Regions from separate parts of the Homo sapiens genome. Here all the other regions are linked to region 4. The links are chromatin loops, found by intact Hi-C in ENCODE. Cell type or tissue: A673. All regions are shown on one strand. Region 1 has its middle 110 kb from the start of NAV3. Region 2 overlaps LOC105369853 (a long non-coding RNA gene). Region 3 holds the start of NAV3 (neuron navigator 3). Region 4 overlaps NAV3 (neuron navigator 3). Region 5 has its middle 220 kb from the start of NAV3.

Region 1 (5,000 bases), 210 kb before region 4:
CTAGTATGACTAATGTTGCAATGCTGCAAAATATTCATAATTATTTTGAATAAATATCCAGCAGTGGGATTGCTGCATCATATGGTATTTTTATTTTTATTTTTAAAGGAACTTTCATACTGTTTTCCATACTGGCTGCATTATTTTACATTCCCACCAAGAGCACACAAGAATCTCAATTTTCTACATCCTTACCAATAAGTGTTATCTTTTAACTTTTTGATAACACCTACCCAAACAAGTGTGAGGCACTGTCTCAGTTGGTTTTGATTTGCATGTCCTTGATTTCTAGCGATGTTGAATAACTTTCATACACCTGTTGACCCTTTTGTCTATTGAAACCCTTTGCCCATTTTTAAATTGAATTATTAGGTATTTTGTCACTGAGTTGTAGGAGTTCTTTATATATTTTTGATATTAACCCTGTATCAGATATGTGAATTGCAAACATTCCCTCCCATTCCACAGTTTGCCTTTTTACTCTGTTGATTGTTTTCCTTGCTATGCAAAAGCTTGTTGGTTAGATATAGTGACAGTTGTTTTATTTTGCTTTTGTATCTTATGCTTTTTGTGTCATAATCCATGAAATCAGTACCAAGACCAAATTTAGGAAGATTTCCTCCATTTTCTTTGAGAGGTTTTATGGTTTCAGTTCTATGTTCACATCTTTAATCCATTTTGAGTTAATTTTTTGTACTGTGTACAATAAGGCTCAAATTTTATTTTTTTGCATGCGGATTTTCCACTTTTCCCATCACCATTTGTTTAAGAGACTGTTGTTTCACCATTATGTAGCCTTGAGACCCTTGTCAAAGATCATTTGACCAATTTATGCATGGATTTATTTCTGGCCTCTCTATTCTGCTCCATTGGTTTATATACTGGTCCTTATGTCAGTGCCACATCATTTTGATTACTGTAACTTTGTAATATGTTTGGAGGTTAGGCAGTGTGAGGCCTTTAGCTTTGTTTTTCTTGCTCTATATTGTTTTGGCTATTTGGGGTCCTTTGTGGTTCCATAAACATTATTTCTATTTCTACAAAAAAGCCATTTGGATTTTGATGGAGATTTATTTGAATATCCAATTCATGTATATAGGATGTCTTTTCTTTTTTTTCGAGACAGAGTTTTGCTTTTGGTGCCCAGGCTGAAGTGGGATGGCATGATCTCGGCTCACTGCAACCTCCGCCTCCTGGGTTCAAGTGATTCTCCTGCCTCAGCCTCCCAAGTAGCTGGGATTACAGGCATGCACCACCATGCCTAAAAATTTTGTATTTTTAGTAGAGATAGGGTTTCTGCATGTTGGTCAGGTGGTCTCAAACTCCTGACCTCAGGTGATCTGCCCACCTCAGCCTCCCAAAGTGCTGGGATTACAGGCATGAGCCACTGCACCTGGTCAGGATGTCTTTCCACTTATTTATTCCTTCGCTGATTTCTTTCAGCAATGTTTTGCAGTTTTCATGTACAAGTCTTTTCTTCCTTAGTTAAGTTTATTCATAAGTATTTTATTCTTTTTGGTACTATTGTAAATGGTGTTGCTTTCTTAGTTTCCATTTTGGATTGCTCATTGTTAGTGTATGGAAATGCAACTAATTTTTGCATGCTGACTCTGTAGTTTGCAACTTTACTAAATTTGTTTTTTCTAACATTTTTTGAAATCTTTAGGGCTTTTTACATTTATGAGTATATCATCTGCAAAAACAGATAGTTTTACTTTTCCTTTATGACTTGGATGCCTTTTCTCTCCTTCTTGCCTAATTGCTTTATGAAAACTTCCTGTACTATGTTGAATAGAAATTGTGAGAGTAGGAATCTTTGCCCTTTTTCTAAGGCAAATCTTTCAGAGTTTTTTTTTTTTTGACAGTTGAGTATGATTTTAGCTGTGGGTTTTTATATTGCTGTTTATTATTTTGAGGTAATTATCTTATACACCTAGTACACTGAGTGTTTTTATGAAAGGGTGTTGAATTTTGTCAAATGATTTTTCTGCCCCTGTTGACATAATCATATGACTTATTTTTTGTTCTGTTAAATAACATTGATTGAGTTACATATGTTCAACCCACCTTGTATCCCAGAGATAAATTTCCCTTGGCCATGGTGTATGATCCTTTTAATATGTTGTTAAATTCAGTTTGCTAGCATTTTGTTGAGGATTTTTGGATTGATATTATTCAGTGATAATGACCTGTAGTATTCTTTTCTTGTAATGTCTTTGTCTAGCCTTGGTATCAGGGTAATACTGGCTTCCTAAAATGAGTTTGGAAGTGTTTCCTCCTTTTAAAGTTTTTGAAAGAATTTGGGAAGAATTTTCATTTTATTTAATGTTTGGTAGAATTCTTCAGTGAAGCCATCTTGTTCTCGGCTTTTCTTTGCTGAGATTTTTTAATTTATTTTCTTTTATTACTGATTCAATGTCTTAACTAGTTACAGATGTTTGGATTTTCTATTTCTTTCTTGTTCAGTATTCATAGGTTGTGTGTTTTTATGAGTTCATCCATTTCTCCTAGGTTATCCAACTTATTGGCACATAGTTGTTCATAAGAGCCTCTTGTTATCTTTTGTATTTCTGGCATCAGTTTCTTACTTTACTTGAGTTTCTCTCTCTCTCTCTCTCTCTCTCTTTAACCTGGCTAATGGTTTATCAATTTTTTTTCTTTGGTTGAGTTATGTTTTCCTGTTTCTTTATGTGCCTTGTAACTTTCTATTACGATCTACACATTTGAAAAAACAGTCACTTTTCCCAGGCTGTTCACAGAGGAAGGCCTTTACCCATCAGCTGGCTAGTGATTCTGGGGGCCACTCAAGCGTTTTTCTGTGGGTGTCTTCTCAGGAAGTGTGCACATAAATTTCCAATTAGAAGGATTTACTGGCTTCTTTTTGCAGGAAACTGTACTCTCTTTCTTCCTCTTGTGTCTGTTTGAAGTACTACAGGTTCTCTGCAGCTGCCATATGCTGCTCAGCTCTCCATTCTTTTCAGCAACTCCCTGGCTTCTAGAGTATGCCAGTCCCATCAGCACTCCAAAATAGAATAACCAGACCCTTGGGCAGCATCCTCAAAAACCAGAATGTTAGATGCAAACTCCAATTCTTTCCCTCTCTAGGAAGAAGCTGAGAGTTTTTCCCACTTGTTCCATGTGGAGCCAGTAAGCAACTATGGCCAGGGAGTACAACACGTTTTTCTGCCAGCTTTGATGCAGTGGTTTCATGCTCACTGAGGTGTAGGAGCCTCTTAACTGGTTTCTGGATTTCTCACAAAGGGAGTGTGTCCATGTACTATTGTCCATGGAGGGAAGGAGGGTCTGGGACTTTCTCTTCTGTCATGTTGATAATATCACTTCTGCCTATGATTCTTAAAATGTTAATTAACAGAGATATTCTGCACATCAGTTTTTATTCTTCAGGGCCATAGATATAAGCTCAGCAGTGTGGTCTGAGTCTGCTCTAGAATGGTTTGTGTTTTTTATTTGTTTGCTTATTTTTGTTTCTGGTAATCGGAGGAGCATGTGCTATTGAGTGAGAGGACCACAGTCCATATCTGGACCCAGTGGACCCACGGTAAGCTGAGAAGCTAGGACTATTCATTTCACAGCTCCGAAACTCTATTCTTTCATTTATGAAGTGTGGATATTGTCGAATATTCATCTGGACCTTTGTAAGTGCATTGTAAATCTGTAAAACAACAAATTAAGGTTATTTATTATATATAATAACTACAGGACAGATCCAAAAGATGTAGATGTTGTTTTTTACCAACCTAATTCGTACAGCTGGTTCATTTTGACTGGTTACTACTTTTTCCTAAGTATAATGAGCACAGCAAAAAAAAAGCGTATTGAAAAATCTGGGTAATTAACCTTTTTGTTTTAGCTCTTCTTTGTATTTGGCTTACTTCTCTCATATATCTGAATGTGTTTATAGCCATTTAAGATATGCTGAGAACCTGAAAATTCAATTACTTATATAAATGTTTTACACTTAAATTAGTTCTAGATATTTGGTAGGAACATGGGTATAAAAACATGAAATATAATCAAAGGTGAAAAGAATAGCCTCAGTTATTTATCTTATAAACTAGTGATTTTCATAATTTATTTTTTATGTTGAGATAACTAAGACAATAATTCAAGGTCTGTAATGCTGAGAGTCATATAAGCTTCTAAACAGCCATTTTTGGAAAGTACTCTATGGGAATGTAGCAATTTACATGGCACATTTTCCCAAGGAATTTAGAGCAGTTCGTGGCCCTTACGTAATTTGTGGGAGGTAAAATACATGTGTCATTATTTGAAATCCCAAAGTCTATGAATTGAATCAAGAAGCCTCTTTATAGGCTTTTCTGATTCAGGACAGCCAACCCTAACCAGACCTGGAACACACAATACTACTCATAGTTTTTGTCAGAAGGAAATTCAAAAATAGCACACCTAGAAGAATTGTCATTTTACACTGAGCCAACTGTCATAAACTGTGTGCTCCATGTGTTTCAATGGAACTGAAAACCCCAACTCAATTTTCTGCTGAACAAATGTTTAAACTGAAAAAAGCAACGAAGCCCACAAACAACCCTTTTACTTGATGCATATTTTTCTTTATCCTCTTGTTGGGTTGTTAGAATGGGAATTCTATGTAGAAGGAAAGGTATAAAAATGAATTCAATCGTGTTTGGTAGTATTTTCTACACTGTGTACTGGGCTGTGACTAACATACTTTATTTGATAGGGATTATAATCATCCTTTTTTCAGGAAAAGATGAATTCAGGGTTTTCTATAATTAATATACTCATACTCTTTCAGGAAAACTACATGCTGTGTATTTATACGTTAAAGCAACAGGTACTATAAAAATCTTGTTGATATTGTGTGTGGTAGTTTTCAGCTTTTTGATACTTAAGCCTTTGCTTTTACAAAGCATTATGCTGGTATAGCTGTTTAGCAATAACTTTTGATTATTATGGGCCTAGTTGTGGTAATTTTACAAAATGGGCAGTATTCAGAT
Region 2 (5,000 bases), 770 kb before region 4:
ATCAATCATTTAATGAACTAACCTGTAAGGTGTTATGGCAGGAACTGTGGAGGATCCCCAAAAAGAAATAGGAGACATAATCCTTGCCAGAGATCCCATCCTCACCTAGGAATGGCCATTGCTGAGTGGGGGCTGGGGAGGCTGCAGGAAGATGATAGTGAGAAGGGAGCTCTTTAGCTCCTTGAACTCAGATAATTTGGGATTTTGGGACATATCTCCAAGAATCCTATTTACGCAGAACACACATATCTCTTTGGAGACCTGGGTGGGGAAAAGGGGACTGTGGTACTGGTGAGTCAGGGTTCTAAGCCCTTGAGTATTTCTAAGGCTGTTGAATGAACACCAAAGTGAAAGAAATATCTCTAGTGTGAGGCAGCATATCCCGTGTATGTAGGTGTGCCCATGGGTGGCACCCAGCAGGAAGCTACATTCTGGCATTTGCTATCTGGCATTTGAGTCTATACCTGATGGTTAGGGACTAGCCTACTGCAAACAATGCTTTGATCATGAATCAGCCTCAAGTTGGCCTGGGGCCTTTTCCTTCATTCAGTTTTTCATAACATTTCCTACATCTCGCACAGAAAGATAAGACTTTCAGGTGCCTTTTACAGCAGGGAGCTGATGTGCTCAAGCACAAGAGTAGAACGTTTCCCAGCCGTTCACCCTTAGAACTAACTTTGAAATGACAAGTTCTTTCTTTTTTTTCATTTTTTCTATCTCAGCATTTATAATACTTCCTTGCACTTCTGATTTTAATCTTTCTAATAGATTATACACTTCTTGAGGACAGGAACTATACCTGTTTTCTCTGCTGTATATTCTGATTTTGACCTTCTTTCTAATAGATTATAAACTTCTTGAGGACAGGAACTGTACCTCTTTTCTCCACTGTATAGACCCAGTGCCTAGTAGAGGGGAATCCTCTTCCTCCCATTCAGTATGAATTAGCATTTAGGAAGCCTTCCCAGAATATGTAAAGGAGGCACTTCAGCCCCATTCTCCCCGATTCTTCTCGACAAGTGAATATTTCTACATTAGGACATGCAATTAAATGTGCACATGTACCCTAAAACTTAAAGTATATTAATAATAAAATTAAAAAAATCAATCAATAAATAAAAATAAATAGATAAAAATTAAATGTCAGCATGAATTGAGGAAACAAGGAATGCATTGATTCTTGATTCTAAAATTATCATATGGCAATAGCATGGCTTTGCTTTCATAGTAAGCTTGATTAATATTAATCAGCTTCTCTCTCCAGAATGCATTTCAATTAATGGAAGGAGAAGAAACTCTCAAGTGTATTGGATGAGGGACAAACTGGACTGTTAACGTTTCAACTGAAGAATTTACAAGTATGTGAAAATCTACACTATATATGCCTTGATAGAATACATGTTTACTATTTTCAATATTTATTGGCTGTTTACAGTGTGCCAAATAGTTTCTTGACAGGATGTTCCCTGAATAAGCCTATAATTTACTTTAGGTGTTTGACTATGGATGTAATTTAATGTGACAGGACAGAAAAATGACTCCATTAATCAGATTGATGTATTTGTAAATTAAAATAAATAAATCAGGATTTATGCTCCTATAGTACATTTATTATAAATAAATATTAGGAGTCTACATGTAGACTACATTAAAATAATAAATATTTTAAAGAAAAGGTCATACAAAAAGTTCACTTTCAAGTTATTTAGCTTACAGAGTTTGTCCTAAATCTTCCCATAACTAAAGAATATATTCAATATGTAGGTTGTGTTTTCTTTGGAATTTGTTGTGTTAAATGATTAGTAATTGAAACAGTACAGAACTTCCTTTGCTTTGAAGTATGTATATGTCTGGGCATATTTCTGCTGTCGTAGTTTAGAGTGATTTTTCCCCCCTTTGTTCTTACATGATTACTGCAGAATTTTTTTTTTTTAGTAAGAGAAGCTGGTTGCAAGTCCAGCAATAAAGTAGGCAAAGTAGAACTTTCAGTGAAAAACAAAATTCGCTTCTATGTGATTGACCAGAAGGAGGCTCCCTTCCACCTCAATGTGTAAAGTTAGAACAAAAGCTTCTAAACTTACATCTTCCCAGGCAGCTTTAGTTTTTCCCAAGCTGTATCTGTTGTTGGGGGTGGTAGGAGGGGGCACCCTGAAATTTTCCCTGGAGGAACAGAATTTAAAGATGCATCACTGGCAAGAAGGCTTCAGCAATTGCAAAGTACCCTACCTTCTACCAGCTCCTTCACATAATTTTCTCTCTTGGTTGAATAACTATGGAAGTAGAATGATACTTACTAGAGACTGGCAACAGTGTATGGGGGAGGGAGAAGGGATCAAGAAAGGTTGGTTAATGGGCACAAACATGCAGTTAGATAAAGTTCTAATTTTGGATAGACTAGGGTAACTACAGTGAAGAATAATGTATTGTATATTTCAAAACAGCTAGCTGAGAGGACTTGAAATGTTCCCAACACATAGAAATGATAAATGCTTGAGGTGATGGACATTCTAAATACCCTGACTTGATCAATACATATTCTGTGCATTTAACAAAATATCACAGGTACCCTATAAATATGTGCAAATATTATATATCAATTAAAAAATGAAATTCTCCTCACTAACTTTGAATATCACATTATTCCTTAACTTTGTTGCTACAGTATTGTTTTTTCAAACTTGTTCTTGAATCTCTAATACAATATTTTAAAAATTAATTTTTTGGAATGAATCAAAGCAGTTGGATTTTAAAAAACATATAGTTGCGGCTGCTACTTACCTATTTGTGTTAGTCTCTGTATCTATAAGAAACACTTCTCGTGTTTGTAACATAGGATAATCACAATTCACTCCAAATGCTCTAATTACATTGCATTTTCCAATGAAGAAGATACCAGGAGATTCTGAATGTTGAACAGTAAGTCCAAAATCTTTGGAGAGTAAAGAGGGATGTGAAGATGCACTCGTCACTGCAGGCACATTGTCCACCATAAGATGTCACGAGATCATTTTCAATCAATTAATCTTCCTGTTGTTGTCCTTCATGGTCAAGAAAGGCAATTTGTGTGTTTATTGCAAAAACAGCATTGTTGCTCTTTTGAAAAGCCTTGCCCTTTAACAACAGAGCAGAGCTGGTTATGAAATAGCCAACTGTGACTAATTTTGGAGGAGTAACATCTCAAATAAATTGTCTTCTGGAGATGCTGATGGAGTCAGTGAACAGCAGAATGATGATGAGTTTATCTGTGCTAATTGTGCCTTTGAGGGTTTGTTCATACGCAGGGTACAGAGCAGATTGGTGCTGTACTTTAAACCTCTGATTGGCATGAAGATTCTGGTTTTGGAGAACTATGGAAGGAAGAATAATGTTCCCCAAGGATGTCTGTACCAAATCCCTGCAACTTATGAATATGTTACATTACATGGCAAAAAGAGCTTTGCAGAGGTAATTAAGGTGTGGTATTAAAATGGAGAGATTATCGGGGGGGACTCAATTTAATCACATAATTTTTAAAAGCAGAGAATGTTCTCCAGATGGAGGAAGATGTAGTGGAAAGAAGGGTCAGAGAATTCAGAGAGTGACAAGTATTTGATGCACTCTTTCTGATTTTGAGATCTAAGGGGTCACATGTGAGGACTGGAGAGAAGCCTCCAGAGCTAATGATGGCCACTGATTGAGGGCCCGCAAGGAAACAGGGACCTCAGTCTTACATCCCCACAGAACTGAATTCAGCCAACAACATGAATTAGCTTGGATTAAATTTTCCCTCAGTACCCCCAGTAAAGAATGTAGCCCTGCCAACATCTTGATTTCAGCCTGCTAGTACTCATGTTAGATGGATACCCTACAGAAACTGTGATAATAAATTTGTGTTGTTTTAAGTCACTAAATTTGGGTATTTTGTTACAGTAGCAGTAGAAAACTAAAACATGGGAAATGTTTTGAGGGAAATGATGCTTATATTGCATTATTACTTTGCTGTAGACTATTATGATAAACCATGGCTTTGTGAATTCAGTTCAATGACTCTAGGCTTTAGCCATGCAGTATTAACAAATGGGATATTAACAATATTAACAAATGGGATAAAAACCAAGACTTTACAAATGTGTTAGTTTCCTATTTCTGTTTTAACAAATCACACAAACTTACTGGCTCAAAACAAAATAAAAGCATTAATTTATAGTTCTGTAGATCAGAAGTGTCATTGGGCTAAAATCAAGGTGTCAGCAGGGCTGCATTCTTTCTGGAGGCTGTAGGGGAGAATTTCATTGTCTTGTTTAGCCTCTAGAGAATGCCTGTATTCCTTGGCTTGTGGCCCTTTCTTCCACTTTCATTTTCAAAATCAGCAGCATAACGTGGACAAATGTCTTACTTCTACCTCCCTCTTATAAAATATTTTTTTGATTGCATTATTGGGTCCACCTGGATAATCCCAGACACTCTCCCCGCCTCGCCTTAACTTAATCACATTGCAAAGTGCCTTTTGCTATTTAAGGTAACATATTCATAAGTTTGGAAGTTTTAGAGCATAGATGTCTTTGGGGGGGCCTTTATTTTATTTTATTCTGCTTACCACAGTAAGTGTTTGCATGTTGGGTTAATACTGTTGAAATACTCACTATTACAATGCTCTTTCTTGGAACCAAATTGCTGTGCTGTGAGAATTTAAGTAACAACGTACAATGGCCTCTATAGAGTAGAAGAACCAAGACCTCTTGCCAACACATCCAACTGAGCTCCCTACCAGCAGCCAACAGTAGTGCCTACTATATAAGTGAGAGCACTGTAGACCTTCCAGCTAGCTCATTGCCCCAGTCATCAGCACAGAAGCCGAAATGTCTAGTCAACACACAGAACCATGAGAGATAATACATGTTTGTTGTTATTTTAAGCTCCTGAATTTTGGGAGTAGTGTGTTATACAACAAAGAATACTTAAAATAACACTGTAGCCTGTTTTGTAAGTGAGCTAACTATTAGAAATTAAAGAATTCTGCT
Region 3 (5,000 bases), 93 kb before region 4:
GCTTTAGCTAGTTGCACTATTGCATGATTTTAGCCTGATTTCATGGGATGCAACAGAATGAACATCGTGGCTCATGGCTGTCAGTAGTGAAAAATAGCTGGAAATCAGACAAACAACTTTATTGCTGAGATTGTTTCCGGGCTAAAAGTTCTTCCAACAGCTGTTTGTTTTGGCCATTAACATGTCCATTCTTTTTATTTTTTCTGAGCTGGGGGAAATACAATTTTCTTTAAAAAGAGAATGCAGGCTGGCTATTTCTGAAATCAGGAAGAACCCCTGTCCTTCCACTGTTGTGGTCTTTTGGCTGCTCTGACAGTTGGACTGAAGGGCTTTTCCTTTTGATTTTTTCCTCTTTTTCAATCTCAAAGTTCAGACTCAGACTGCTTTAGTGAGAAAAAAAAATAAGCAAAACTAAGAGCTCTTTAATCCTAAGAAGGAGCTTTGTAGCAGTTACCTTGAAGAAGAGTTTACTCCCCAAAGGAGTATTTAGTATTACTTAGATACTGAGTCACTGAACAGAGAGAGAGAGAGAGACAGAGAGAGAGAGAGAGAGAGAGAGACAGAGAGAGAGAGAGAGAGAGAGAAAGAGAGAGAGAGAGAGAATGAGAATGAATATGAATCCCAGCCAGCAAGAAAGAAAAGATACTTAACTAAAGATGCAGGGAAGTTTTGCCTCTTCCTGAAAATTATATTATTAGCTTTTTAAAAATCAGGATGACTGCTAGTTTTGTTTAAAGTATTTGTTCTGGAAATACTAAAGTTGGAGTCTACCAGACTGAGGTTAGAAGCATTTTCTTTGGCAGCAAGAAGATAATTTTATAGAAGCCATGCCTGTTCTTGGGGTTGCCTCAAAACTGAGGCAGCCAGCTGTTGGGTCAAAGCCTGTGCATACTGCTCTTCCGATACCAAATCTTGGCACTACTGGGTCACAGCACTGTTCTTCAAGACCTTTGGAACTTACTGAAACAGAGAGCTCCATGCTTTCTTGTCAGCTTGCGTTAAAATCAACCTGTGAATTTGGAGAGAAGAAACCCCTCCAAGGAAAAGCCAAGGAGAAAGAAGACAGCAAGGTTAGTTGCTGAAGTTACCTGCAGACTTGTGTAGCTAAAATGCACATTTCTCTTTAAGTGCACTATAAAACATGTTATGAAATGGGGAGTAGTAGAGGAATACCAGTGTAAGGATGTAAGTAGTTATAATGGCTGAAAAGCTGAATATTTAGCTTATGTAAACACTGTATTCTTAGTTTAGAGTTGTAAAAGTCATGATCAAAATTTTCTGAATATGCATCTATTGTAATCATTTAATACTACTTATTGATGAATGCCTAGTTAGTTCTAGATATTGCTCTATTACTAATAATCATAATCAGTCACAAATGTGAGAAAAAGAGAACCTATTGTCATCCATACTGCAATGTATGAAAATAGGTACTTTCAAAAAGACATTTATTTGTAATAATTCATATAGACACCATCACTTTTCTCTAAATGTCATTTGCATTTCAAAGAATTTCTGCTTGAAAATTTGTATCATAGGCTGCTTAATTCATTGCAGTATGAAGGAAAATGACATACTATTTTCCTTGATACTGCACATTTATATGGACTTTCCCTTGTAAACTGAAACGCTACTCTTTTACTTATTACTGACATCTTTTTCAGTCATTTAATTTATGATATTTTGTGAGTAGTTGCTCATAGCCCTTGGTTTCTAAAGCATACTACAACCGTTTTCTCCAGTCACGCATGCTAGAATGGCACTGAAGCTGCTGAACTTCATGCGGATTCATTTGTACCTTGATAAGCGTCACTTTTGTTTTGTGCATTTTTACTTTTATTGGTACATATTAGGTGTATATATTTATGGGTACATATTGGTGTATATATTTATGTGGTTCATGAGAGATTCTGATACAGGCATACAATGTGTAATAATCATATCAGGGTAAATGGAGTATCTGTTGCCTTAAGCATTTATCATGTCTTTGTGTTGCAAACATTATATATTCTTTTAGTTATTTAAAAATATAGAATAAGTTATTGTTGACAGTAATCATCCTATAGTGCTATCAAATACTAGATCTTATTCATTCTATCTAAATGTATTTTTGTACTCATTAACGATCCACACTCCCCCTACCCCTCGCCACTACCCTTTCCAGCCTCTGGTAACCATCATTCTACTCAGCATCACTTTTTAATGCAGCATTAACTATGATGTCAAGCTTTCCAAAGTCACAGCCTCGTCTCTGGCTTCTTAGGAAATATTTTCATTTTACTCTGCTATCCAAATGTTAGTTTAAAATAATTTAAGGAAAAAACCTTTATACAAAAATCAACTCTAGAAGTGAAAAAGAAAGCCACTCCTTTTTCTACAATGCCCATCCCACCTTCACCTGTTCAGATCCTTTAAGCTTTATCCCAGATCCAACTTTATTCATAAAGTCTTTGCTAGCTATCCCTTCCCCACCATTCCTCCTTCCCAATTCTTTTTCTGTAGAAATGCTTGTGTATTTTAATTATCTGGATAATTTCTTTTAATTATCTGGATAATTTATTTGTATCTCCACTAAGTTGAAAACATATAGAAGGCAGGTCTCGTATCTTATCCTGTGTTCCAGCTCTCTCCCTGTACAATGCTTTATGCATGATAAGAATTAAATAGTAGTTGGATGAATGAATACAGCAATTAATGAATCAATGAATGAATAAATAGTTATTCCGAGAAGGATTCAGTTAAGTTTGTTCATCTTTTGGAATCATTTCGAAACAGGAAATGTTTCCTTGTCCCCCTCACAGGGCATGTGACAGCAGGAGTGGCTTACGTCTTCAATGCCCCGCTGCTGAAACCTCTAGAGGGATCATGCAGATGGGCAGGGTGTGGAGCTTCGACCCTACAGCAGCATCTAGGGTTGAGTATTTACAGCTCCTGAAGCTCCAGTGGGCGTGTGTTACAGTGTGTTCTTTTAGTTTTGCAGTATGAAGGTGGCTTGTGTTAATCAGCTCAGTTAGACCCTCTGCCTTATTGCAAGGGCAGAGGGCTTTCTGTATTCTGGGTTCTCGCCTTGGTTCCGGAAAAATCGAGTCACATGTGGGCTTGGAGGATGAGTGCAAGGTTCTTTTGAATGTTGGAAGTACCTCTCAGCAGATGGATGGGGAGCCATAAGGCGGAAAGGTGATTTTCCTCTGGAGTTGGGCCGCCCAGCAGCCAGACTCTCCTCTGACCTCCCTGGCTAGATTCCCCTCGGGTCCATGTCGTTCTGCAGTCGATGGCCTGCCGGTGTCTGCAGGTGCCTGTCGGTGTCCTCTTCTGCTGGTGTGTTCCTTTCGACGTCCAGCCGCTTATGTGTTCCTTTCGACGTCCAGCCGCTTGTGTGTTCTTCCGCCAGTGTGTTCCTCTCGATGTCCAGCCATTTTTGTCTCTGCCTGCTAAGGTCTCGGGGTTTTTATAGGCACAGAATGGGGAGGTGGTGGGCCAGGGTGGTCTTAGACAATGCAACATTTGGGCATGAAAACATAAATGCCTGTCCTCACTAGGTCCATGGGCACAGGCCCAGGGGTGGAGCCCTAGCCAGGGACCCCATCTTTCTCTACACAGCACTTCCCTGCCCCCTTCCTGTATCAATTTTATGTATAAAACAAGGGGTTGGGAATGGATGATTTGTGGAGTTCTATGTCTAACATAGCATTGTCCATGTGAGAAAAATCAGTTAAAATAAAATATTTTTTATGGGTTTATAGTTCTCAGTTCAAAGTGAACAATTCAGAGTAAAAAGCAGGGAAACATAAATTATCAACAAAATACTAAAAATATTTATCTTTTTGCAAATAATTAAAAGAAATGCCATAAAATTCCATTCTAATCTTCTGTGTATCCACAAGTCTGTATGGATTCAATGGCAAGAATAGAGAGAGACACTGTCTCTGCTGACCATGGCTATCTTTTCTGTAGGTTTAGTGAAACTTCCACTTTGCTAAATGACCTTGGCCTAGGATTTGAGCACTATAAGCACTGTTTTCAATATAATTTTGGTTGATCTCTTTGGTTAGCAAACATATTAATCAAACATCTGATATCCCAATAAGCCTCTGTGGTAAGCAAAGTTGTATTTATAGGGATGTTTTCACCATGCCACTTATCAGATTAAAAATGTTTTCAAACAAATGTAAAGAATGCCTGGTCAGCAGTTCAGAATATTTCTAAATGTTAAAAAGAAGTATATGTAGAGTTATTTTAGCTTTTGGGAAAAAAAAAAAAACCCAGAACTGAAGTAAATAGCAAAATCGAACAAGGTAGTTATATTAGAGAGAATTAGACTTGGCTGCAAAAGCAGAAAAGTCAACATAACAATAGCATAAAGAAGATAGACGTTTATTTCATTTTCATGTAAAGGAAATCTGGAGTTGAGCAGTCCATGTATGGCTGGTAGGGAGACTTCAGGAAGTTGTCAGGGAACCAGGCTCTATTTTGGTTGCCATCATCGATTTGTGGCTCACACCTCATAGTCTTGAGTAGATAATTGCACTCCACTTAATTAAAAAGATACACCCTGTTTTATTAAATATTCTTCCACACTGGCCTCGTTATAGTTCCAAGGCCTTACCTTGCTCCAATGGAGACTGAAAAATGTAGTATTTGTTCTAGGCAGCCATGTGCTCAGCTAAGAATTATGGGTTCAATTTCTAGGAAAAGATACTATTGATAGTACCCACAATAGACGACTGTCATTAAGAAACATTTATGTGGGGTACTCTGCTAGTCCTTGTACCAAACAGTTTTATGATCTGGTTTGAGAGAACAAATTTACATATGACAGTGTCAGAAATGTGTGTTCAGTTGTCACTCCCTTCACCTGTTGTTTCAATTAGTGCAAATGCCATCATTCCAGTCATCTAATCCCGAATTCCTAGACTAATATCTGGTAAAGTACATCACCATTTCACATCCCATAACTTGCCAGAAGTTGAGAATTTTACTTCAGTATTATAGCTTGGGTT
Region 4 (5,000 bases):
AAAATTAGAATATTAGATACATTCAGTACCTAGTTCATTTTAATAATAAAAAAAAGGTTATATGAAGTTCCAAGGACCCCAGCAGTGGAAACTTGACCAACAAATGCTCACACTACCACCCCAGAATCAGCAGTAAAAAATGAATGGAACTGCTGGGAAATCAAGCTCAGAGCTTCAAAAGGAAGAGAGGAGTTACTAGTGATGAAGAGTCCACAATATATGCTCAGAAGATGCTATTAAATTAGTAAAAAGATAACCAGAAAACTGTAGGTACAACACAATGATCTCTGCAAGGGAAATAGGGATTTGGGGAATGGATTTTTAGCTCTCTATAGGAGTTGTAATTGAATTCCTGTACATAAGGGAGTTGTTCTCCTAAGGGTCTGGCTGCAAGGAGAATCTCTGTAATTTAAATTAAAACCAGCTGCTCTAACAAACTCCTGAATTTCAATGGCTCTGTACACAGTAGACTTTCAGCAGTCCACAGTGTTTCCTGGGGGTTGGGTATGGAGTTGAGATGCTTTGTTATGTACAGTCACTCAAGAACTCAGACTAATGAAAACACACATTTTCATTATGTGGCCTCATTGTTTTACCTGGATATATCCCAGGTGGCCCATGGGCAAAACGAAGAATAGGTTAGAGTATATTTTTGTGGGCTAGAGTAGGAAGAGATGCATAATACTTTAGCTCTTATTACATTGGTGATATCTAGTCCATTTTTATCCACCTAAATGCAAGGAGAGGAGAGCTGGAAATGAAGTCCTTGGTGAGAAGCTGCTTTCTAGAGAATATTTTATGCTATGGAAGGTGGAGCACAAATTTTGGTGAACAGTGAAAATGTAATAGGTTCTCTCATGAGGGGTGGCAGTAGGGGGACTTCCAGGCATGAGGCAGCTGGAAGTGTATCCCCGCTTGGGTCAACTCTTCACAAAAAGTAGTTTTTGCACAGTCATTAATTTTCAACATAGATATCTAAAGTATAATGTTCCTTGTAATATATCAGGTAATACATCAGATATGGACAAAGAAGAAATTCAAGATAAGGATATTCTATGAAAGTAAATTAGTTTCTGTGTCTCAATGCAATTAAAAAGAAAGTAGTCGATCTAAATATTGACATGTGCAATGGTTATTTGAAATTACTACACATTTGTTTGGGGAGAATATGTTTTTAAATGTAAATCATGAGTAAGCATATTCCATTGATTATAATAATGATGACTTATAGTGTATAGCTCATTTTACTTTTGCACATGTTTTCTATTACAGTTAATCCTCACAATAATCCTACGAGATAGGCAGGGTAGATAAGGATATGATCCTAGCATGAAAGACAAGACTCAAGATCCAGTAGTTAGTGGTGGAACTTGGAAGAAAGCCCAGAATTTCTGACTCCAGGCTCCATACTTTCCACTTCTGAAACCCTTCAAAAATTTAACTTTACTTTTTTGAAGGGTGGGGGAATGATGGGGAGGGTGAAAGGTTGGGAAAAAAAACAAGATTGACTTATGTCTGCTTCTCTAACTAGTGAGAATTTTTACTTTTTGTGTCTTGCATGTTGAATGAATGTTTTAGACCATATTTCACATATATTTTGAAGGTCAACTTTAATCATAGGAATAGGTTTATAAGAAGGGAAATTTTCTAAAATTTGGTTTAGAGGCTTGAATTTGAAATTTGGGGCTAATTTAAAATCTTTGACTTTTATTCATTATCTTATATTTGTATATAAACCGTATAAGTTCATATAGTGAGCAGTCTGCATGTTTTCTGTTTTTATTTTTATTTTCCTTTAGCTAATATATTCCAATAATTTGTAAGAGATTCAAATGGAATCCTTAGCATTTTAACAATTGTGCATTCCAGCAATTGTGGTGCATTACAAATGAAAGGATTTTAGGATGAAAAGGCGGGGGGAGGTTTAGGGTGGCTGTTAATGCTATGACTTCTAAGTCTCCATGCTCTCTTAGTGGTCATGTGGTTGGCTCATTATTTGAGCAGCATCGCTTTGCGGTTTGACAAGGCTACGCAGCAGCAGCCACTGTTAGCCGATGGTCTTGCAGGTATGTGGATCTAGCTCCTACCCGTGGTGATGTGGAGCTACAGCATGTCACTGGAGAGACACCAACTGCAGAAAGCTGATACATAATTGTGTATGAGTGGAATACAAAATGAAACCATCAAAGTGTCCTTAGCAAATAGCAAACTAGATGACAGATCTCACCAATATGTTTTGCTATAATTTATTGTAGTTTTAAAATTTTCAGGTATTTATGAAAATAGGATGCCCTCTAGTGGGGATCAACAGAATCTTCCAAGTAGTCTAATATTTGCTTAGAGTTGATGTAAAAAGAAGGAAAGAAAGTTGTTGAAAAAACAAATATTTTTTGAAAGTTGCTTACTTTTTCCTGGAAATTTCTCTATTGCTCCCTGTCAACTGATGGCTGGATTAGTACTCCCTGTGCACTGCATTTTTATTTCCATTACTTTTCACAGAGGCTCTTAAACACAGCAGGCAGAGTGTTCTCTCTCAGCTTCCAAGTTCTATGTTTTTAGCCTAAGTGAACGTAAACAATCCCTTGGCCACTTCTTTCTAAATTAATTAATTAATTAATTATAACCTATCTTGAAACACCTTTGAGGTAGATATCTATCTTTGTCACTAACAATTTAAAGTATTTAAAACATAGGAATGAATGCTTTGCAAGGAGGATTGTTGTAGGCAATGCTTACCTTACCTTATGCATCTTACCTTCCCTTACCTCCCAAGCTTCTTTTTACAAAGCATTTCTTCCTAGCAAGAGAGGCTTGGGAGGTAAGGGAAGATATAGATAGATAGATACATACATACATAGATAGATACATAGATAGATATAGATATAGATATGCCATGGCTGTTTTATTACTTTTCACTTACATTAAAATACTATATTCTTTACATTGAAAGACAGTTTAAGGTATTAGAATTAAATCTCTTGTAATTTGTGAACAGCATTCCATCCACGCCAGAGGTTCTCAAACATTAACACAGTTCAGAATCACCTGGCAGACTTTTTAAAATTCATTTGTTGGGCCCCACTACCAGTCTCGGATTCAATAGATCTAGGATGGGGCCTGGTAAGTTGCATTTGTAACAAGTTCCTAGATGATTCTGATGCATTGGTCAAGAACCTGCATTTTGAGAACTACGGTCTACGCTAAACCAATCTTTCCATCAGTCAATTTTTCTCTGTTAATTGTTGGAAAGTAAGGAGAAATGCTCAGGTCAGAAGCCTGGAAACTCTGAACTGCTAAGGCTTAAACGGAATTTATTCTCTTTTAACTTTGTGTTTTATTAACAGTATTTTCTTATGCATATTTATAGCATGTTACTTGGTCTTTGGAGGATGGTAGCTGATTTTACTTTGAATGTACTTGCACAATTTACATCAATTTATCAGACTGATACAAGAAGAAGTTAAAAGAATCTCAAGTATTCTCACTTGTTTTCTTAGAAAAGGGTAGAGATGGACTGTTTTCATAACTGTTTTTTAAAACATACTGTGTGGTATTAATATTTAGATTTTAGCTAATATTGTCACCAGCATTATTAGACTTCACAGACTGTTAAGATGAATTCCCCATGGAGCTCTCTGTTAGTACTAGATGTTGCAGCAGTCAAATAAAGGAGACTTTTCTCCATATTTTGAGATGGACATAAGATGTAACAGAAATAAGGTAGAAGGCTGGAGTTAAGAAAGGCTCATAAATAAAACATTTCCTTTTGTACGAGCTGAGAGTATAAATCTTGAGACAGAAAGTATGGGTTCTATGTAGCACTTACTGTTGCCACCTTGGGAAAATACTTCACTTCTCTGTTTTAGAATCTTCATCTTTAAAAACGGAATAGTGGTACCTTCCTCTTAGGGAGCTTTAAGGATTGAATGAGTTAAACTATTTAAAGTATTTAAAATAGTGCTTACTCTCAACACTGTTATTAGTAGACACTACATCTTGGAGAAAGAATGTTATGTAGCCCTTTCTTGTCATACTGCTGGTAGCAGTGGAAATGCAATTAAAGTGAAATAAAATTTAAGTTACCACCAGATTGTGCCTTATAATTATAATAGCCAACTCCTTTTTCAAAAATGTATATCATATCATTTTTTGTAGAAGAAAAGATCATTAGTCAGGCCCCATGCATTTAAGACCGGGTAGCTGGTTCTTCATTATGTATTTTATTTCTGCCAGAGTGTTTGATTGACTGTCTGTATTGACCATGAGGTTGCCCAGTATGACTGCATCACTAAAGGTTAGAGAAGGAAAATGCTGGAAGTGCACGGTGACTCATACCTGTAATCCCAGCACTTTGGGAGGCTGAGGTGAGCATATTGCCTGAAGTCTGGAGTTCGAGACCAGTCTGGCCAACATGGTGAAACCCCATCTCTACTAAAAATACACAAAAATTAGCCAGACGTGGTGGTGTGCGCCTGTAATCCCAGCTACTCGGGAGACTGAGGGGAGGGAATTGCTTGAATCAGGGAGGTAGAGGTTGTAGTGAGCCGAGACTGCGCCACTGCACTCCAGCTTGGGTGACAGGGCTAGGCTCCGCCTCAAAAAAAAAAAAAAAAAAAAAGAGAGAGAGGGAAGGAAAATGCTGACTCAGTTTCCAAAGTATTCAGTACATTTGGAACAGCAAGAAAGATTAGAGAACAACACATATGGCTTTAAATGAATGCCGAGGGGTTCTCACAATGATGATCTGGACACGAACTAGGTAGCTAGAATGCCAAAGGATAAGGGAGATGGAGGAAAGATGAGGCAGTCATCATTGCAGAGAACCCCTACTAGGATTTCAAAATTGTCTGACCTGTTCCCGACCCCCTCCCTCCCTTCCTCATTAACGAAAAACTTATGTGCCTTATCCTTGTTGGTACTGCCCATGGTGCCAAGCACAGTACTGCTCAATAAATGTTGGCAGGTTTGATTTGACTATGAATGACATGGTTTGTGTTATG
Region 5 (5,000 bases), 310 kb before region 4:
AACAAGAAGATATTTTTCCCTAGCATTGCTTTATTTTATAGAATTACAATTTTCCAGAAGGATTCTCATAAACTGTTATTTCTTCTCAATTTTAAAATGCCAACCCCTTCAGTAAGAAAAGTGATATGATTTGGCTGTGTCCCCACCCAAATCTCATCTTGAATTGTAGTTACCATAATCCCCATGTGTTGTGGGAGGGACTTGGTGGGAGATATTTGAATCATGGGGACGGTTCCTCCATGCTGTTCTCATGACAGTGAGTGTGTTCTCATGAGATCTGATGGTTTTATAAGGGGCTTTTCCCCCTTTTGCTCAGCACTTCCTCTTGCTGCCTCCATGTGAAGAAGGATGTATTTACTTCCCCTTCCGCCGTGATTGTAAGTTTCCTGAGCCTCCCCAACCATGCTGAACTGTGAGTCAATTAAATCTCTTTCCTTTATAAATTACCCAGTCTTAGGTTTGTCTTTATTAGCAGCATGAGAACGAAATGAAACAAAAATAGTCTGCCTTAGCAGCAATTATCAATCTCATTAACCTATAGACATGTTTGTTGGATAGTTGTTGGCAGAGTTTGCTCAGAATAGAATTCTAAACAGTACAATGAGTGCATTTTATGCACATATGATTCTTCTACTTTTCAAATGTGTTCTTTTTTTAAAACAGAACTCAACAACTTTTATTTCACTTGACCAGCGTTGCTGGTGTCTAAATCAGTCGAACACAGTGGTGCATAGTTTGAGGGCATTGGGAGCATTGCAGTGAAGAAAGAGGTATGGGAAATGAAGAGTTAGCAGCAGGGCCAGTGTCAGTGAAGGGTAAACAGCCTTTTTACATGAAAATCATGTTTCAAAGACTCAGGGTGTCCTCTGTCCTTGAAGTCTGCCTTCTTGTTTCCTATTATTCTTTCTTGTCATTATTTGATGTTTGCTTTACAGAGTACAGCGAAGGGAAATTCTTGGTATTCAAGGCAGCCAGTATTCTTCTAGCACTCCTGCCCGTAAGTTAGAAAAGCATATTGTTCTCAGTGTTTGTGGGTGAGGCTGGAAGGGTAGTGTGTGAAGAAAAATGGCCTTTTCATAGTATAAACCCCCACACACTGCCATTTGTTTTTCTGTTTCCTTTGGCAATTTACTGAAGTTTTGTAACTTCCCTTTGGGGTTACCGTTTTGTCCGTTAGGAACTTCCAAGTTTTTCTCTGAAACACCATTTATTTAACCACAAACCAAGTCTACCTGACGGCCCTTGTTTGATCTGATCCATGCGATGATGAACCCGTGATTCTAGTTTTCTCTTCTGCCTGCTGGGCTTCCCCCTATAACATGAAGTGTATGATTACGTAAAAGTGGGAATTGTCTTTCAACACATATGGATGTGGGCCTTGCTACTGGACCTGTGATTCTAGCAACGCCTCTTTGACTTTGCCTTTCTTTTCTTTCTCTCTTTTTTTTTTTTTTTTTTTTTTTTTTTAACACAGGGTCTCCCTCCTTCACCCAGGCTGGGGTGCAGTGGCGCTATTCAATGCCTTATGTGGGATACTTACTCTTAGCAGCATCTCTGGCCACTACCCACCAGATGTTAGTAGCACAACCCTCCCGGTAGTGACAACCAAAAATGGACCCAGACATTGCCAAATGTCCTCTGGGGAGTGAAATTGTCCTTGGTTGATAATCACTGCTCTTTAAGGAAAGGAAGCCTGGGCACAGACAACCTCTTCAACAGACAGCTTTTTGTAATGAAAGTGTCACCCTTTCAATGTGGATGTTAGTAGCCCTGTATTTTCTAGGCCCCTTTTGTCCTCAGCCTGACTATCCTTGCAAAAAGAAATTTTAAAAAATATATTAAATATTTATCACTAGTATGTAATATATTTTAAATCGTTTATTCTTTGAAAAATGGAATTGAGTTCCTATGTTGAGCAGGCACTGTCCTATGCAATCAGTATTCAAAAACAAATCATATGAGGTAGTGTTCACTTAGCATTTAAGACCACGAGTTGTAGAGTCAGACTGCCTGAGTTCAAAGCCTGGCTCTGGCCCTTCTGGCTGTGTGACCTTCCACAGTGAGTGCCTCAGTTTTAACCTATGTAAATGGTAGTAGTAAAACTATGTGCTTTCACATACTTGTTAGGATTGAACACAATCATAGATATAAAGTACTTAGCCCAGCGATTGGTGCATAGTAAGTACTTTAAGAAAGTTCGTTGCATTATAGTGGATGTCATCATTATCTTTATCAATAGTATTATCATCAAGGATGTGCTCCTTCAGGAGAGCAGCTACTAATCCTGAATGGAGAGGTGGTAGCAACATCTGGAGACTTATTGGAAAATATGAGCTCTAAGCTGAGCCCTGGATGAGAAGGTCAGCCAAAAGATAGCTAGGTGATGAAGTATGGCAAGGACATCACATGCAGATGTTGCTTTTTCTTTGTATGTATAATGTGAGATATAGGAGCAAGTAAATATTTCTTGGGTTTTTTGAAATATTTTAAAATGCAATCAATTTTCTTCAACTTGGATTTCTGAAGCCACAACTCTATAATTTATAAAAGTTTATTTTGTAATTAGAAAAATTTCATGAAGGATTATTTATACCATTTTAATGAAGTATTTATTTTATTTATTTATTTTTTTGGGTTCGGGAGTACATGTACAGGTTTGTTACATGGGTAAACTGTGTGTCACTGAAGCTTGGTGTAAAAATGACCTCATTACCAAGATAGTGATCATGATAGTACCTGATCTATGGATCAGTGTTTACAGTGTCTATTGTTCCCATCTTTGTGTCCCTGTGTTTTCAGCATTTAGCTCCCACTTACAAGTGTAGGCATGCAGCATTTGTTTTTCTGTTCCTGTGTTAGTTTGCATAGGATAATGATCTCCAGCTGCATCCTTGCTCCTGTAGGGGGCATGATTTCATTCCTTTTATGGTTGCATAGTATCCCATTGTGTATATATGTACCACATTCTCCTGATAAAGTCCACCGTTGATGGGCATCTTTATTGATTCCATTATTCGCTATTGTGAATGCTGCTGTGATGAACATATGAATTCATGTGCCTTTTTAGTAGAATGATTTATTTTCCTTTGGGTATATACCAGTTGAGATGTTTATAGTGTGGACTCTTGTTTGTGCTGTTAATTGTCAGTCTTCTTCAATTAGGGCACAGACAAATTTAATTTTTTCTTCTCCAATTGGTATAGTTCCCTCTCTCTGCTGCTGTGGCATTTCATTTCAACATCATCTCTTCCCTTGTTTAAATGAGTTATCCATTTGTACACTAACTTGCGGGGCAGAGGGGGACATTATCCTCATAAACTTTGTATAAAGCATCAGTGATTTCACTATTCTTTCACCCAAGCTTCACCATAAAATTCATATTAGTTCTTCCATTTTAGCAGAATTCATGTTGGAGTGTTTTTTCTAACTGATGTTTTATCCTTCTTAGTGCCTCAAACTATATCGTATTCAGACATAAGAAGTTAGTATGAGGCCAGGCATGGTGGCTCACTCCTGTAATCCCAGCACTTTGGAGGCCAAGGTGGGTAGATTACCTGAGGTCAGGAGTTCGAGACTAGACTGGCCAACGTGGTGAAACCCCGTCTCTACTAAAAATACAAAAATTAGCCAGGCATGGTGGTGGGCACCTGTAATCCCAGCTACTCGGGAGGCTGAGGCAGAAGAATCACTTGAATAGGGAGGCAGAGGTTGCAGTGAGCCGAGATCACACCACTGTACTTCCAGCCTGGGCAATAAAATAAGTTAGTATGGGTATTTTGGTGCAAAAATTTTAAATCCCTGCATAGTTTTTTCACAATATGCATTTTTCTTGAACTTTTTGAAGACCCTTTGTATATATAATGTGGTACAATCACCAACATATACATAGGCTTCTGTGACTCACAGATAACCAGTGAGGTAGGGGGGACCAGTTTACAGGTGAGGAAATTGGGCTCAGAAATGTTAAGTTACTTGCCTAAGTTGACTCAGTAAATATCAGAACTGAGCTGGGAGACTAGATCTTCCTACCTCCAAAGCTTGCTATTTGTACTACATGCACACACAAAACCTGCTATTTGTGCTACACACAGGCGCGCACACACACACACACACACACACGATTATGTATTAAAATATGCTCCATGCAATTAGTCACCTCCTCTTTAAAAACTTATTGCTAGCTGTGTAGGTGGAATGATATTCTGCAGAAAATCTCAACAACTTTTCTACATTTCTTTTATATTTTATAATCCTAAGAGACTGCTAATAGACTTGAATTACTGATTATTTTAACTTGTCACTGGTTTCAAAATTTTTTGCAGCTCTAAAAGAACATAATAGAATTCGCTATAGCATTGACATGATACTAAATAGTCACTTATCTTTTCTATTCTTGTGAGTTTCCCGAGCACATCTTTTGTGACTTTCTCTTTAATACATTTCACAGTTTTTCTCATTGAGTTTCACATGTATTGGAAGCTCTTTGGACGGCTGAATATTGTTTTGCTAGGGTATACTGGACAATTTTTAAATTTTTAAATTTTGGTAAATTATTGAAATGTGAATTTTGATATTTTTAAAGTTTTGATAACTGTAGTAGCCAGTCCCCAGATGTTCCCCAGTGATCCCCACCATCTGGTGTTCTTGCCTTTGACATGCCTTCCTAAATGGAGTACAGCTGACTTGTGTAATGAATGGGAAGTTGCCAGAAAGATGGAATGTGACTTCAGGGATGGTTATAAAACTCATTGAGGCCCCTGTCTTGTTCCTTTGGATTACTTGTCCTGGGGAGATTCCTGCTGCCATCTTATGAGGTGACTTAAACAGCACTATGGAGAGAGGCATATGATAAAAAACTGAGACTTCCTTGTATAGAACCACCAGGTTTGTATGCCCACTATGCAGTAACATACCAATATACTAAGACAGCAGGGTTTGCAGCAGAGAAGCAGTCTAATGATTTCAGGGCGGCCAAGCAAGGAGACAGGAGGGATCCTCCA

The links. Hi-C counts contacts between places; a loop is a spot of excess contacts. Peaks named below come from ENCODE experiments on the same cell type or tissue, not always from the same donor. Only the 100,000 strongest peaks of a DNase experiment are listed, where the experiment ranks them.
Region 1: it touches region 4 in a loop (6-fold over the local background); 88 of 110 quality-filtered maps call a loop at or near these places.
Region 2: it touches region 4 in a loop (4-fold over the local background); 16 of 110 quality-filtered maps call a loop at or near these places.
Region 3: it touches region 4 in a loop (9-fold over the local background); 8 of 110 quality-filtered maps call a loop at or near these places.
Region 5: it touches region 4 in a loop (3-fold over the local background); 5 of 110 quality-filtered maps call a loop at or near these places.

Annotation. Positions count from the first base shown.
Region 1 is chr12:77,717,556-77,722,555 of GRCh38, forward strand. It overlaps a transcript of NAV3 not described here. Among named protein-coding and RNA genes, the nearest start is that of NAV3, 110 kb to the right of the region's middle. In A673, a CTCF peak has its summit at 2,914; a DNase peak (open chromatin) is centred at 2,856; H3K27ac peaks cover 1,289 bases.
Region 2 is chr12:77,150,757-77,155,756 of GRCh38, forward strand. It overlaps LOC105369853 (a long non-coding RNA gene), which reads left to right. Exons shown (of 5, transcript XR_945118.2): 5 at 1,265-1,348. Among named protein-coding and RNA genes, the nearest start is that of E2F7, 88 kb to the left of the region's middle. In A673, a CTCF peak has its summit at 2,009 (motif pointing right); a DNase peak (open chromatin) is centred at 2,055.
Region 3 is chr12:77,830,635-77,835,634 of GRCh38, forward strand. NAV3 (neuron navigator 3) reads left to right here and starts at 260. Exons shown (of 40, transcript NM_001024383.2): 1 at 260-1,070. The coding sequence starts at 828. In A673, no CTCF peak of the experiment used is centred here; a DNase peak (open chromatin) is centred at 2,847; H3K27ac peaks cover 692 bases.
Region 4 is chr12:77,923,626-77,928,625 of GRCh38, forward strand. All of the region lies in intron 1 of NAV3 (neuron navigator 3), which reads left to right. Among named protein-coding and RNA genes, the nearest start is that of NAV3, 95 kb to the left of the region's middle. In A673, CTCF peaks have their summits at 2,140 and 2,374; DNase peaks (open chromatin) are centred at 456, 1,346 and 2,046; H3K4me3 peaks cover 973 bases; H3K27ac peaks cover 1,560 bases.
Region 5 is chr12:77,612,635-77,617,634 of GRCh38, forward strand. It overlaps a transcript of NAV3 not described here. Among named protein-coding and RNA genes, the nearest start is that of NAV3, 220 kb to the right of the region's middle. In A673, CTCF peaks have their summits at 2,886 and 3,086; a DNase peak (open chromatin) is centred at 2,907.